3 separate regions of the Homo sapiens genome follow, and all the other regions are linked to region 2. Evidence: chromatin contacts called from ENCODE Hi-C or POLR2A ChIA-PET data. All regions are on one chromosome and are shown on one strand. The core of a region is the stretch at or near the end of the contact, and the rest is flanking DNA. Distances in the headings are between cores, read along the strand shown.

Region 1 (4,400 bases), core at 1,590-4,089, 380 kb before region 2:
ATAAAAAATGTTTTGGAAAGTAAGGGATCAGAGAAGGTTTCTACAGTTTTGGTGCATTATTAGGCCAGGTCCTTGTTTCAGTCTCCACTTAGCCTAACTAAAGACACCTTCCGCTCTGTAAAAAAGGTTATCGTTATGGATCCTGTGGGAATTGGTGGCATGAAGGGACCACTAGGGGGCGCCCAACGCCTCAGAATAGTCCACCTTTAAGTCTCTAGGCCTGGTCCTGGAGGCTCTTGACTCCAGGCTTCCCTAAGGTTCCTGGAAGGCCTTCATGTGTTATTACTGGTTGGACAGAGAAGAGCACTGCCAGCCCCAGATGGGAGTGAGAAGGCCGGTCGGGGAGAAGGTAAGCAATTGAGAAGGCGGAAGGGGCAAAAGGAAACTGGAGAGGGCGGCAGGAAGAGAGAAAAGGAAGAGAGCAGAGGCGTGGAGAAGAGGAAAAGAGGAGGGCGGGGAAAGGGGAGGCTGCGTTTTGCAGGACTGGGCAGCTCCAGAGACAGTGGAACACCGGTGTCTTTTTGGACCCTATGGTACATAGGGGGACAGGGAAGGAGCCCGGTTTGGGCTTAACTGGGGGATGCTGGGAGTCTCTCTGGTCCAGGAGGTCTTAGGCATCTGTGTGCCTGAGGCTATCTGGGTCTCCCCAGTGTCTCCCCACACACCTGTGCCAACTTGCCCACTTCATACTTTTCCTGTTGCCTTCGATTCACAACTCGCCTTGCTCACGTCCTTCTAGAAAAAAACGGTACGTGTTGATGTCACTACCTCCCCGTGGAAGCAGGAGGGGAGGGTGGAGAAAGTGGATTTGGTCATCACTTCCGGCCCTTTAGAATCACACTGCCGGTCAGGCGTAGTGGCTCACGCCTGTAATTCCAACAGTTTGGGAGGCCGAGGTGGGAGGATTGCTTGAGCCCAGGAGTTTGAGACCAGCCTGGACGATATAGTGAGACCCCCATCTCTACAAAAAAAACTTCGAAAAAACTAGCCAGGCGAGGTGGCACGCACCTGTACTCCCAGGTACTAGGGAAGCTGAGGCAGGGAGATTGCTTGAGCCTGGGAGGTCGAGGCTGCAGTGAGCCGTGGTTGTGCCGCTGCACTAAAGCCTGGGCAACAGAGCAAGACCTCAACTCTAAAGAAAAGAAAAAAGAATCACACTTTATTATTAATTATTTTGAACCATGAGATAATAAAAAAGGAAGGACCTTTTTCCCACTTAAAAATGTTTCAGACTAATAATAATTGCTAACATTTACTGGGCTCTTACTGTGTTCTAATAATAGGTGTCAGCATTTAGAAATCTAATGTCATTTAAGGCACGCAGCAACCTGGTGCTATTGTCATCCCTATTGACAGAAGCGAAATGGTTCACCCAAAGCCACACTGCCAGCAAACAGCGAGGCTAAAATGAGGGACCCAGACAGTCTGACTTCAGAGACTGCACTTAAGTTACTTAACAGAAATTAATGTCAGTTAAGTGACAGAACTAGAACTTGAATGTAGATCCTCTGTCTCCAAATCCTATTGAATCCTCTATATCACTGTTCTTAAATTTTTTGGTCTCAGACCCCTTTATTCTCTAAATATTGAAGATTCTAAAGAATATCATTTCTGCAGTTTTTGTGTGTTGCTATTTACAGCACTATAAATTAAAGCAAAGTAATTTAAATATTTATTAATTCATTTGAAACAATAATAATAAACCCACTCCATGTAAACATAAACAACATCTTTATGAAAACATTGTCGGCCAGGCACAGTGACTCACGCCTATAATCCCGGCATTTTGGGAGGCCTAGGTGGGTGGATCACGAGGTCAGGAGTTCCAGACCAGCCTGGCTAACACGGTGAAACCCTGTCTCTACTAAAAATACAAAATTTAGCCGGGCATGGTGGCGGGCGCCTGTAATCCCAGCTACTCGGCAGGCTGAGGCAGGAGAATCGCATGAACCGGGGAGACGGAGGTTGCAGTGAGCCGAGATCACACCACCGCACACTAGCCTGGGCGACAGAGCAAGACTCTATCTCAAAAAAAAAAAAAAAAAAGAAAAAGATAAAGAAAACATTAACAAGAGAAAAAATGTTTTCATTTTCTGCTACATGTCAGTGTAATAATATTTGATACAGAAAACTTAATATAGAAAGGCACAAAGATAAAAACAAAATCACCTGAAATGCCACCACCTAAGAGGGAACGTCTGTGAATTTTGTTTTATATATTGTCCCAGCTTCCTGGGAAGATTATGAATTCCAGACATCGTGCCTTCCAGACACTGAAATAGTAACCTTAAATTGTGGCAATTTAAAAGTGCCTGTAAAATCATCGTAGGAAATCTTAAGGCTGCACCAGGACCTGAAGAGGGTCTCGGTGACCCTCGGCCACATATTTCTAGACATCACTGGAGAGCACAGAGCTCAGAGCCCATTCTAGTTTATTAATAGTATAAAGCATACACCAAAGGCAAATGATCTAGCTACATAAATTTTGTTTCCTGCCCCAGGAGCCAAAGCTAAGCCCTTCACTGCTTTATGCTAAATGTGCATTAAATTGCAGAGGGCAATTGGTGTTTCTCAGCGCTCCAAGTTTGCACCTGCCTGTTTGATACCAGGAGAGGGTGTGGCCATTTCCTCTTGAACTTTGGGTTAGAGAGAGCTGGGTATGAGGGGTGGGGTTCAGGGAAGGTGAGCGAAAGCCCACTCAGGGGTCATCAGCTGCCTGGTGGTAATTCCTGGCCAATCATTTCTCATTCTGTATCTCCCTGCGGCAGAACAGCTCTGAGCCTCCCAGGACACCACGTGATGCCTGCGTTTCATTCCATGCCAAGTTCCACATGCCAGAGAGCTGTCGTAGAACTTTGGCAGGGAGAAGTGTCTGGGCCAGTGGCCTGTGGCAGTTACTGCTCCTGGCTCTCACATCCTTTGTAGAGTTTGTAGGGAATCTAGAACTTACTGTGTCCCCTAGAGAGGGGGTCACCAGACTGACAGAAGCCTGGGGTTAGAACAGAGAAACCGGAGAGCACACAGAATTTATGGACAGAGGCAAATGGCTGGGACTATGATACCAACATCGTATTTCCTTCCTCCTTGAAGGAAGGCCAGATGCCAGCAGTTCTCTCTCACTGGTCTCTTCGTGGGGCCTGGTAGTCTACAGACCCCTAGTCACCAGATGCCATCTTGGGGAGAAATTGGGTAGGAGGCCATGCAGGGAAGGAGGAAGTCTGCCACGTCAGTTATTTATCTGAAAGAGATTATCCAGAAAGAAATAGCAACTGATAAGCAGCAAGCCGAAATTTTTCCTTTCCTTTGCTGGATATGGTGGTGAATACTCAAGAAATTTCAACCAGACCGGGCATGGTGGCTCACACTTGCAATCCCAGCACTTTGGGAGGCTGAGGCAGGTGGATCACTTGAGGTCAGGAGTTCAAGACCAGCCTACGCAACATGGTGAAACCCCGTCTCTACTAAAAAACAAACAAACAAAAACAAAAACAAAAAATTAGCCAGATGTGGTGGTGTGCACCTGTAATCCCAGCTACTCAGGAGGCTGAGGTAGGAGAATTGCTTGAACCTGGGAGGCAGAGGTTGCAGTGAGCAAGATTGCACCACTGCACTCCAGCCTGTGTGACACAGCAAGATCCTACCCCCCCAAAAAAAGTTCCACCCAATTCCAGAGAATGGTTTGTTCTTTCTTAGAAACTCATTTCTTTTAATGTTGTTTTCTCTACATGGTGACAAATGCAAGGTTTTAGTTTACAAAGACAGCATAACGTGTCCTACCCCATCTAAGACCTCACCATACAAACACCTGCTCTCTGCAACCAGTGGAAAGATCTTCCTTCAGCTGTTGGCTGTCAGCAACTTTTTGCAGACTGGTTGAAGTTGGACAGGAATGGTAGTTAGGGCCCGTGTGGTATTATCCATATGCCATATAATCAAAATTATGTTTTCACGCAGGCAGAACAAAAGCAGGATTCCAAGTAGGTCTCAGATCAGTTCCAGATCCTCATGCCAATGTCTTATATCCAGTTCCCCAGCCTCGTTTTACATTTCAGCAAAAGACTGTCTTGCAAACGCAGCGGCGCTTATATGGCCAGTGTCATCTGAGAATGCAGTGGGGTGATTTGTGGTGGGAGAGCTGTGTTAACCGGGCCCGAACTGCTATCCAATATCCCAAACATAAACCTCTTCCTGCGCGGTTGAGAAAGAAGCCAAGGCTTTTGGAAAGTTCACCTTTCATGTGCTGAAGCCTTCCAATTTCTTGGTTGCAGCTGGACATGCTCTCAGAGCAGATCAGACACTCTGGGAAAGAAAAGGGGTACCCCATTGTCCAGCCCGGATCGGGGTAGCGACAGCAGAACCTTCCAGGGACAGCCCACCTGTCTCGCCTGGCCCCGGGGCTC
Region 2 (4,036 bases), core at 1,142-3,641:
TTGCCATATGCCTGAGACACTGGAAAGATTTTTAGTGGGTGGCATCCTATAGACCAGGGATTGTTTTGATGCCAGGGAGCTCGAGCTGATACTGGACATTGGAAGGTGTGTCAGGTTTTCTGATAGACAAATTATGTTTCACTAATAGAATGTTTTGTTTGAGGTAGGGAATATTTTTAAGAGGACAAGGAAAGCCAATAGGTATATTTTTAAAAATTATGAACATATATGTATAAGAAACAGTATAATGAAACAAGCGCATTACAAAGAATAATGATAAAACACATTGTGTGTTAGCTTTTGGCAGAAGGAATATAAGCTTAAAAGTTTTTTAAACAACTTTCTTTGGCAAAAGAAGTAGAGGCAGTGGCAATCAAAGAAAAAATAAGGGATTCAGACAAAGCGTACCTAGTATTAACTGTTAGTACCACAGATACTAATGCTGGTTTTTAATTAAAACGACCCAATCAGTAATGTCTTTGAGATTGCCTAAATTTACATTTTGCTCTCAAGTATTTTTAAGTCATAAAACAGCAAGCCAGTGGGGAAAATAAACTGAAAGATGGTTTGCCACAGGCCTGAAACTGTGAGTGGGGAAGTTGGCATACTAAATTGTAATACAGACAGATGTGAGGTAATGCATTTAAGGGGGGGAAAAAGACTACATTCTACACACAAAGTAATGGGCTCCAGGCTTCTTGTGAGTATTTCAGATAGGAATCATTCAGTTTCTAATGGGTATTTGGCCGATGTGGTGCTTATTGTAGCCAGGAACGTTCCGGGCAAGGAAGCGCTGGGCGATTCCAGGAGAGATATAAAGAAAATATTTCAAGATCTGACACACTTTGAATTGTGTGTGTGTGTGTGTGTGTGTGTGTGTGTGTGTGTGTGAACTGCTTGGTAGGAAAGCTACAAGAGAGACTGGGAAAGGCTAAGGGAGGGGCGACTGAAAGAGGTACCAAACCATGAGAAGAAATTACAGTCAGGAGGGACGCTGCAGTCTGGAAAGATGAAGCTGTGATTAAAAACCATGATAAACACGTGCTCAACAGACTTCTTTATCAAACCCTGCAGAAGGGAACAGAAGAAAGCAGTTGCTGCTTGAGGGGGAAAGTTAATGGAAGAAGAAAATAACTTGTTTTCGACAGTTGACAAAGCAGTTTCACCTTTGTCATCTCACCTGACCTGTACCCAGCACTGAGGAGAAGGCTGGGGACAAGTCATTATTCACATTTGACAGATGAGCAAACAGATCAGAGTAAGTGACTCGGCTAAGTCCACACTGTCAGCTCTGCGGTCAGGATCAAACCTGGCTCTGACTCAGGTCCCCTTGCACTTGGCCCACCTCTGAGTTGCGAAAACTTGGGGTCTGTACCACAGCATGGAAGACTTAGGATCACTGTGAAAAACTGTGACTTAAGATCACAGTGAAAAACGGCAAATGCAAATACTGTTAAAGCCTTGACTCGGTGGTATGAGCAGAACTCATAAGAGTTGAGTCAGAGAGCAGTCCAGGTGTCTTCAGCTCAGATAGCTGCCCTTGCTAGAGAGGCTGCTGGTTGAACAGTAATTTATCAGCTTGATCCAACATAAAGTTTCTTCATTTTTATTTATACTGTACTGTCGTGTCAGCTGTTTTTGTTGTTGTTGTTGTTGTTGTTGTTTTTCTTTTTCTTTTCTTTTTGGCTTCAGAAATGGCCTCAGCTACGCAAAAATAAAGAAGGATCTGAAAGATCAGTCTTGTTGTAAAGAAGACAGCAGGTGACATGGTAGATGACCGCACATTGTTCATTCCCAAGGTCATGGGTAGTGCCAGGATTTTCAGACGCAAATGATGCATATGTAAAGATGACTGGACCATCTGTGTCTCTTCAGATCCTGTTGCAATTACCAAGTGTTCCCAGCAAGGGTTAATGTGGTGTGTGAACCTGACTAACCTCAGGTTCTAGTTCTCCCTCCCTGAGTAGAGAGTCTAGGAGCCAAGTTCAGACTGGCTCAGTCTGGAGGAATTCACAAGTGAGGCAGGTTTAATGGAAGAACAGATACTCTGAGGTTTTGGAGGGCCTGTGATGTGCTTGTCAGCGGGTTCCTGCTTCTGCCACCCCCACCACGGAGCACCAACCATGTGGTTTGTTCTTTGTGTACTTTGTTAGCTAAACTCTCAAGTGTCAAGTTGATGGCACTTTTTTTTTAGGTTCATGGACACTGTTACTGTCCAATAATTTGTAAGTCAGCAATGCTTTGTTTTATCAGTAAAATAAAACACTATATTAGGAATAGCATGATCAGAACAGGGTGGTTTCCTAATTTTTAGATTGCTGGCCTTTTCTAGAAAATAAAGGCAAGGTGTGCATACTTGAGGTTTGAGGGCTACCATTGCCTCCTGGCAGAGGAAATGAGTAGGCCTGATAGTTGCTAGGTTAAAAAGAAACAGTAGTTGAAATACTGAGAAAAGTTTAATGAAAAGTAACTTTGGCTCTTAAGTAGAACAGTTTGAGGACAGTGAAAAATTCAGTAGCTAAGGGTTGTGTGCTCTCTACACAGGGATGGTGTGTGGATTTGTGGATAAGGTATGCAACAGAGTACTCCTCTTTGAGCATTTTTATATCTTGAATTAACTATAGCACAGGAGTTGGCAGACTATGGCTTGTGGGCCAGATCTGGCCCGCTGCTTGTTTTTGTGTGGCCACGAACTAAGGATAGTTTTTACGTATGTACAAAAAAAAAAATGGTTTTCTAAAAAAGTATTTCATAATGTGAAAATTCTATGAAATTCAAATTTCAGTGTCTGTAGATAAGTTTGATTGGAACAGAGCCACACTCATTTGTTTGCCAGTTTGTAGCTGCTCAAACAGCAGAGGTGAGTCATTGTGACAGAGACTGTGTGGCCCGCAGAGCCTAGAATTATTTACTGTCTAACCCTTGCAGGGAAAGTTAGTCAGTTTCTGCTACAGTAAAATATTGCTGGTAGCTGAAATTAGGAGTTTTCACCTCTTTTCCTGCGTTTTATTTTTTAATTTTAATTTAATTTTATTTATTTTATTTTTTTTTAGAAATAGGGTCTTGCTCTGTCACACAGGCTAGAGTACAGTGGCGCCATCATGGCTCAATGCAGCCTCTACCCCCCAGGCTCAAGGCATCCTCCTACCTCAGCCTCTTGAGTATGTGGGACCACAGGTGCATGCCACCACACCTGGCTAATTTTTAAAATTTTTTGAAGAGACAAGGTCTCACTGTGTTGCCAAGGCTGGTCTCAAACTCTGAAACTTAAACAGTCCTCCTGCCTGGGCCTCTCAAGGTGATGGGATTACAGGCATGAGCCACTGTGTCTGGCTGAGAAGCCAGGTCTTGAGAAGCCAGGTGGCTCAGAAGGCCTAGCTGACAGTGTAGGGGAGACAGAGGTCCCCTCCAACCTCCCTTTAGCTCTTAGTGGGCTCTTCAGCTGGATCTAGAAGTCAGGTTGACATCAGGCAGATTAATAGGAGAAAGGAATACAAATTTTCTTAGTGTTACTTGCACCTGGGAATCTTTAAAAGAGTGAAATCCAAAGGAATTGGCCAAAGCAAGACACTTTTATGCTGAGAACGATACATTTGAGAAGAAATGACAAGAAAAAATCTGGGGCAGTACATTTCTAGGGGAGTCACTGGGAGGATACATGGGGAGTATAAAACAGGTAGAAGATAAGGGCTACTTCCAGAAATTTCCTTATTCAGGTTAGTTGCATCTTCCAAACCCTAGTCTCTGGGATAAGGGCTATTTTCTCGCCTGAATAGGTGAGGGGCCCCTCCCAAAGGAATCTTTGTGGCTTGCTACATGCAGGAAGACCCAGGTCACCTGGCTTGTTGGGGTCAAGTTGGAATCTACAACTTTTTCAGTGTTTTCAGCTCACACTAATCAATATAAAAATCCGGCATATTTTGGGATGGCATGTCCTTCACTCTTTGAACAACATCACCAAGACCTCAATACATGTGTAGGGTCACCTTGGATCACCAGCCCTCGCTGAGCTGTCGCAGGAACACAATGTTGAGCC
Region 3 (4,190 bases), core at 768-3,267, 300 kb after region 2:
AGTCATGTTTGGGGTCACAGAGGAAGAACCACTATTGTGGTTACGTAAGAAAATTCAGAGAATTCTAAGAAATTAATAAAAACCTAAAAATTGACTCTTAAGAAAGGATTACTCTAAACATATGATACTCGAATAATCTTTCAGCTCATAGTGGAGATGTGAGACAGAAGAATTTGAGCAAACAAGTGATCATGAGGACTCATAAAAAGAATTCAAAATGAAGAGGTTCTCCAAAAAGAAAAAAGAAAAAAATATGTATCCAGCACACTAATTAAAAAAAACTCCTCTGGAACTTAATCTCTTTAAACTTTATTGCTTTTTAATTTTTTTTCAAACACTGCTTTTAACTATCTCTAAGCCCTACCAAAGTTATATTTTGTTTCATTAAAAAATACAACAAAGTTATAAATTAATCATTTCTTTGCAGTTAGGTGGCCCTATTTATCAGTTTGAAGATGGGCTGGTTTTTGCCATAAAAATATACAGCTGTATCACTTCAAAAGCTTTTTGAAATAAAGCAGGTCTAAAAAAAAAAATCTACATTTTGCCTGGGTACAGTGGCTCATGCCTGTAATCCTAGCACTTTGGGAGCCTGAGGCAGGCAGATTGCTTGAAGCCAGGAGTTCAAAACCAGCTTGGACAACAGGGCAAAACCCCGTCTCTACAAAAAACAAAAAAAACACAAAAATTAGCCAGGCATGGTGGCAAGCACCTGTAGCTACTCGGGAGGCTGAGGTGGGAGGACCCCTTGAACCCAGGAGGCAGAAGTTTCTGTGAGCCAAGATCACGTTGCTTCACTTCAGCCTGGGCAAAAGAGCAAGACCCTGTCTCAAAACAAACAAACAAACAAACAAACAAAACCTACATTTAAAATTGGCTGCCACTTATATGATATTAATGTTATGTTAATAATAATTCCTCATCCCATTCAACCAAATTTTTCATGATTGGGTGAAATTATAATAACAAATATGTTGCTGCAATTACCAAAGCTGGTTACTTACTGGTAACTCCAGCATGATTTTGGTAATAGCACTTCCAAAGTAAAAGAAATCTGTTGGCCAGGCGCAGTGCCTCACTCCGGTAGTCCCAGCACTTTGGGAGGCCAAGGTGGGAGGACTGCTTGCATCCAGGGGTTCAAGACCAGCATGGGAAACAGAGAGAGACCCTGTCTCCAAAAAAAATCAAAACTTAGCTGGACATGGTGGCACGTGCCTGTAGTCTCAGCTACTCGGGAGGCTGAAGTGGGAGGATTGCTTGAGCCCAGGAGGTCAAGGCTACAGTGAGGTGTGATCATGCCACTGTACTCAGCCTAGGCAACAGAGCAACACCCTGTCTCAAAGAAAAATCTCTTTAGGTTTTGGTCTAACCCAGCTGTTTACAACTGGTTTAGTTATCTACTGCTATGTAACATCACACCAAATTTAGCAGCTTAAAACAGCAAACATTTATTATCTCATAGTTTCTGTAGGTCAAGAATCTAGGAGTGGCTTACCTGCCAGGTTCAGGCTCAAGACCTATCACTAGGCTACAATCAAGAAGTCAACTGGGGCTGTAGTCAATTGAGGATATGTGTCCAGGCACACTCGTGGGAGGGTTAAAGGGAATCTTTAGTTCTGTGCCCTATGGGCCTCTACATAGGCTGCTCATGATGAGGCTTCCTCCAAAGTGAGTGATTCAAAAGAGAGGACCCAAGTGATTCAAAAGAGAAGACTCAAGATTATAAAAGACATTTCAGTCTTTTATAATCTAAGCCTGGACGTGGCATAGCATTGCCTCTGCTATAGTGCATTGGTGCAACGGGGGAGGGGACTACACAAGGATGTGAATAAGAGGAGGCAGGCATCATGGAGGCTGCTACCACAAAAAGCTTTGTTCTACACCAACACATCTGCAAGACAACATCCCTCCATAGGCAACAGTGACTCACTAGAGCTATCATTCTCAGCTGAGAGATTGACATCTCCAATTGCAGGTGGAAGTGAGAAAAGCATAAAGGGGGAATTTGCATATTACTATGTAAAAGTCTCGAGTGATTTTTATTTCTCACACACACACAAATGTCATTTTTCCTACTCTCATCATTTCTATCTTTCTTGCCTCCACCCAATCGTCAGAGCCATTAGTTTAACCCTAACACATGGGTTGAGTGTTTGAGAGCTTAAGGGTTAACATACATACATACATTTGCTTTAAAGGCGAAATAATTCTGGCTCCTTTAAAAAGTCAAGTGAGTCAAATAAGCCATTGATCTGGAGTTAACAGGGCTTTAGTAAGAAATTACAATCAGCTGGGAGGGAAGGCAGCTCTCACAGGACTCAAGTAAAAAGCAGCTTCAAAACATGGTAAGAAAAAGTCAAGAAGTGGAGACCAGACAAAAGGAAAGTGAGAAAAAAAACAAAACAAAAACACTTGGTTATAGCCTTGAACAACAATAGGCTGAGGAAATTTGAAGTCATTTTAGCTCCCATCCCCACCACTAATTTAGCATTAGACCTTTAACAGCTGAGACCAAGCTGAATCGAGTAACGCAAAACTACAGAGAGGGTCTGGAGTGTCCCGGTAAAGAAGAAAATAGCTAAAATAAATGGAATTACATCTTTACAAAGTAATGCTTTTTGAATCTAGAAGTTGTTTCATTTGTTTTCCACCTGCTTTATATAGCATTTGCAACCATAGTTGTGGTTTCACTCTACCTATAACTTTGCATTTTGCTTAAAAAAAAAAAAAAAAAACCTGCCCAGACTTCACCACTATGCAATGTATGCATGTAAGAAATCTGTACTCATGGCCAGACGCACTGGCTCACGCCTGTAATCCCAGAACTTAGGGAGGCCGAAGTGGGCAGATCACCTAAGGTCAGGAGTTCAAGACTAACCTGGCCAACATAGTGAAACCCCGTCTCTACTAAAAATACAAAAATTAGCCAGGCGTGGTGGCATGCACCTGCAATCCCAGCTACTCGAGAGGCTGAGGTGGGTGAATCGTTTGAACCCAGGAGGCGGAGGTTGCAGAGAGCTGAGATTGCACCGCTGCACTCCAGTCTGGGTGACAGAGTCAGACTCTGTCTCAAAAAGAAAAAAAAAAAAAAAAAAAAGAAAAGAAAAGAAAAAAAGATCTGTACTTGTACCCCGTAAATACATAACAATTTTTTAATTAATATACAAAAATAATTTTTAAAATAAATAATAGAAACAGTTTTAAAAACCATGGAAAATGCATGTTATTATTCAAACTTCAAAGGTATTCACTCCTTGCTCCAGCCCAGTGCTAGGTAAGAAGTCCCTGTCTTCAAGGAGCACAATCTGATGGAGAAGGCTAGACAGCAAAAGGCCACAGGTACCCTGATGGGATTCTCTAGAACAGGTAAAGGAGAGAAAACAGAAAGAGGAAATAAAAATAAAACATTGGGAGGGTAATATGTAGATGTCATGTTTTTATAAACGTGGTCCCTGGTCAGCAGTGCTTGCTGTGACTCCCCTGAGTGGTTCTCACACCCTCATGGGTTTCCACTGGCTACTTTTATTCCTGAGGATTCAGCTAACCCAACATTTTTAACAGTTGCCTAATATCCCACTGAGCAAATATGCCATCATTTACTTAACCAGTTTCCCACTTGAGGACATTTAATTAATTTTTGGTTTGGTTTGGTTTGGTTGTTTGCTATTATACAGTATAATGAACCTCTTTTGCATTCAGATTACATATTAGTTATCTATTGTCATGTAACACACAATCCCAAACTGAGCAGCTTAAAACAACATCACTTATTATTTCAGAGTTTCTGCGGGTCAAGAACTCAGGAGCAGCTTAGCTAGGTGGTTGTGGCTCAGAATTACAAAGTTGCTGTCCAGTTGTCAGCTGGGGCAGTCGCCTGAAGGCCCACCTTGGGGAGGATCTGCTTCCAGCTCAATCTCGTCATTGCTGGGAAGCCTCCATTCCTTGCTGGCTGCTGGAAACCTCAGTTCTTCACCATGTGAACCTTTCCATAGGCCACCTAAGTGTCCACGTAACAGCTTCCCCTAGAGCAAGTGGCCCAAGAAAGACAGAGTGCCCAAGACAGAAGCACTGATTTTTTTTTTTTTCTCCAGAGGCAGGATCTCACTCTGTCACCCAGGCCAGAGTGCAGTGGCGCCATCATAGCTTACTGCAGCCGGAAACTCCTGCTCAAGTGACCCTCCTCATCCTCC

Evidence for each region. A loop is a pair of places that touch in the nucleus more often than their neighbours do. ChIA-PET counts read pairs that join two places held with the same protein, here RNA polymerase II (POLR2A). Pooled maps may share reads with other maps.
Region 1: a loop to region 2 is called in a map of PC-9, with 3 times the contacts of the local background. The contact joins two enhancer-like sites. A Hi-C loop is called at or near these places in 1 of 168 maps with a recorded cell type or tissue (PC-9), 1 of 37 single-sample maps with no recorded cell type and 2 of 50 pooled maps.
Region 3: a loop to region 2 is called in a map with no recorded cell type, with 16 times the contacts of the local background. The contact joins two enhancer-like sites. A Hi-C loop is called at or near these places in 1 of 37 single-sample maps with no recorded cell type and 6 of 50 pooled maps. POLR2A ChIA-PET finds 5 or more read pairs at or near these places in 1 of 52 experiments (OCI-LY7).

Annotation. Positions count from the first base shown.
Region 1 is chr10:23,064,135-23,068,534 of GRCh38, reverse strand. All of the region lies in intron 2 of LOC107984215 (a long non-coding RNA gene), which reads left to right. Among named protein-coding and RNA genes, the nearest start is that of MSRB2, 29 kb to the left of the region's middle. RefSeq lists an enhancer at 81-375. Within about 2 kb of position 2,839, at least 9 of the 41 ENCODE cell types and tissues checked have a DNase peak (open chromatin) inside an H3K27ac peak, as active enhancers do.
Region 2 is chr10:22,680,691-22,684,726 of GRCh38, reverse strand. All of the region lies in intron 1 of PIP4K2A (phosphatidylinositol-5-phosphate 4-kinase type 2 alpha), which reads left to right. Among named protein-coding and RNA genes, the nearest start is that of PIP4K2A, 32 kb to the left of the region's middle. RefSeq lists enhancers at 674-743, 1,284-1,503, 2,244-2,363. Within about 2 kb of position 2,391, at least 19 of the 41 ENCODE cell types and tissues checked have a DNase peak (open chromatin) inside an H3K27ac peak, as active enhancers do.
Region 3 is chr10:22,376,963-22,381,152 of GRCh38, reverse strand. All of the region lies in intron 4 of SPAG6 (sperm associated antigen 6), which reads right to left. Among named protein-coding and RNA genes, the nearest start is that of SPAG6, 34 kb to the right of the region's middle. RefSeq lists an enhancer at 2,064-2,293. Within about 2 kb of position 2,017, at least 2 of the 41 ENCODE cell types and tissues checked have a DNase peak (open chromatin) inside an H3K27ac peak, as active enhancers do.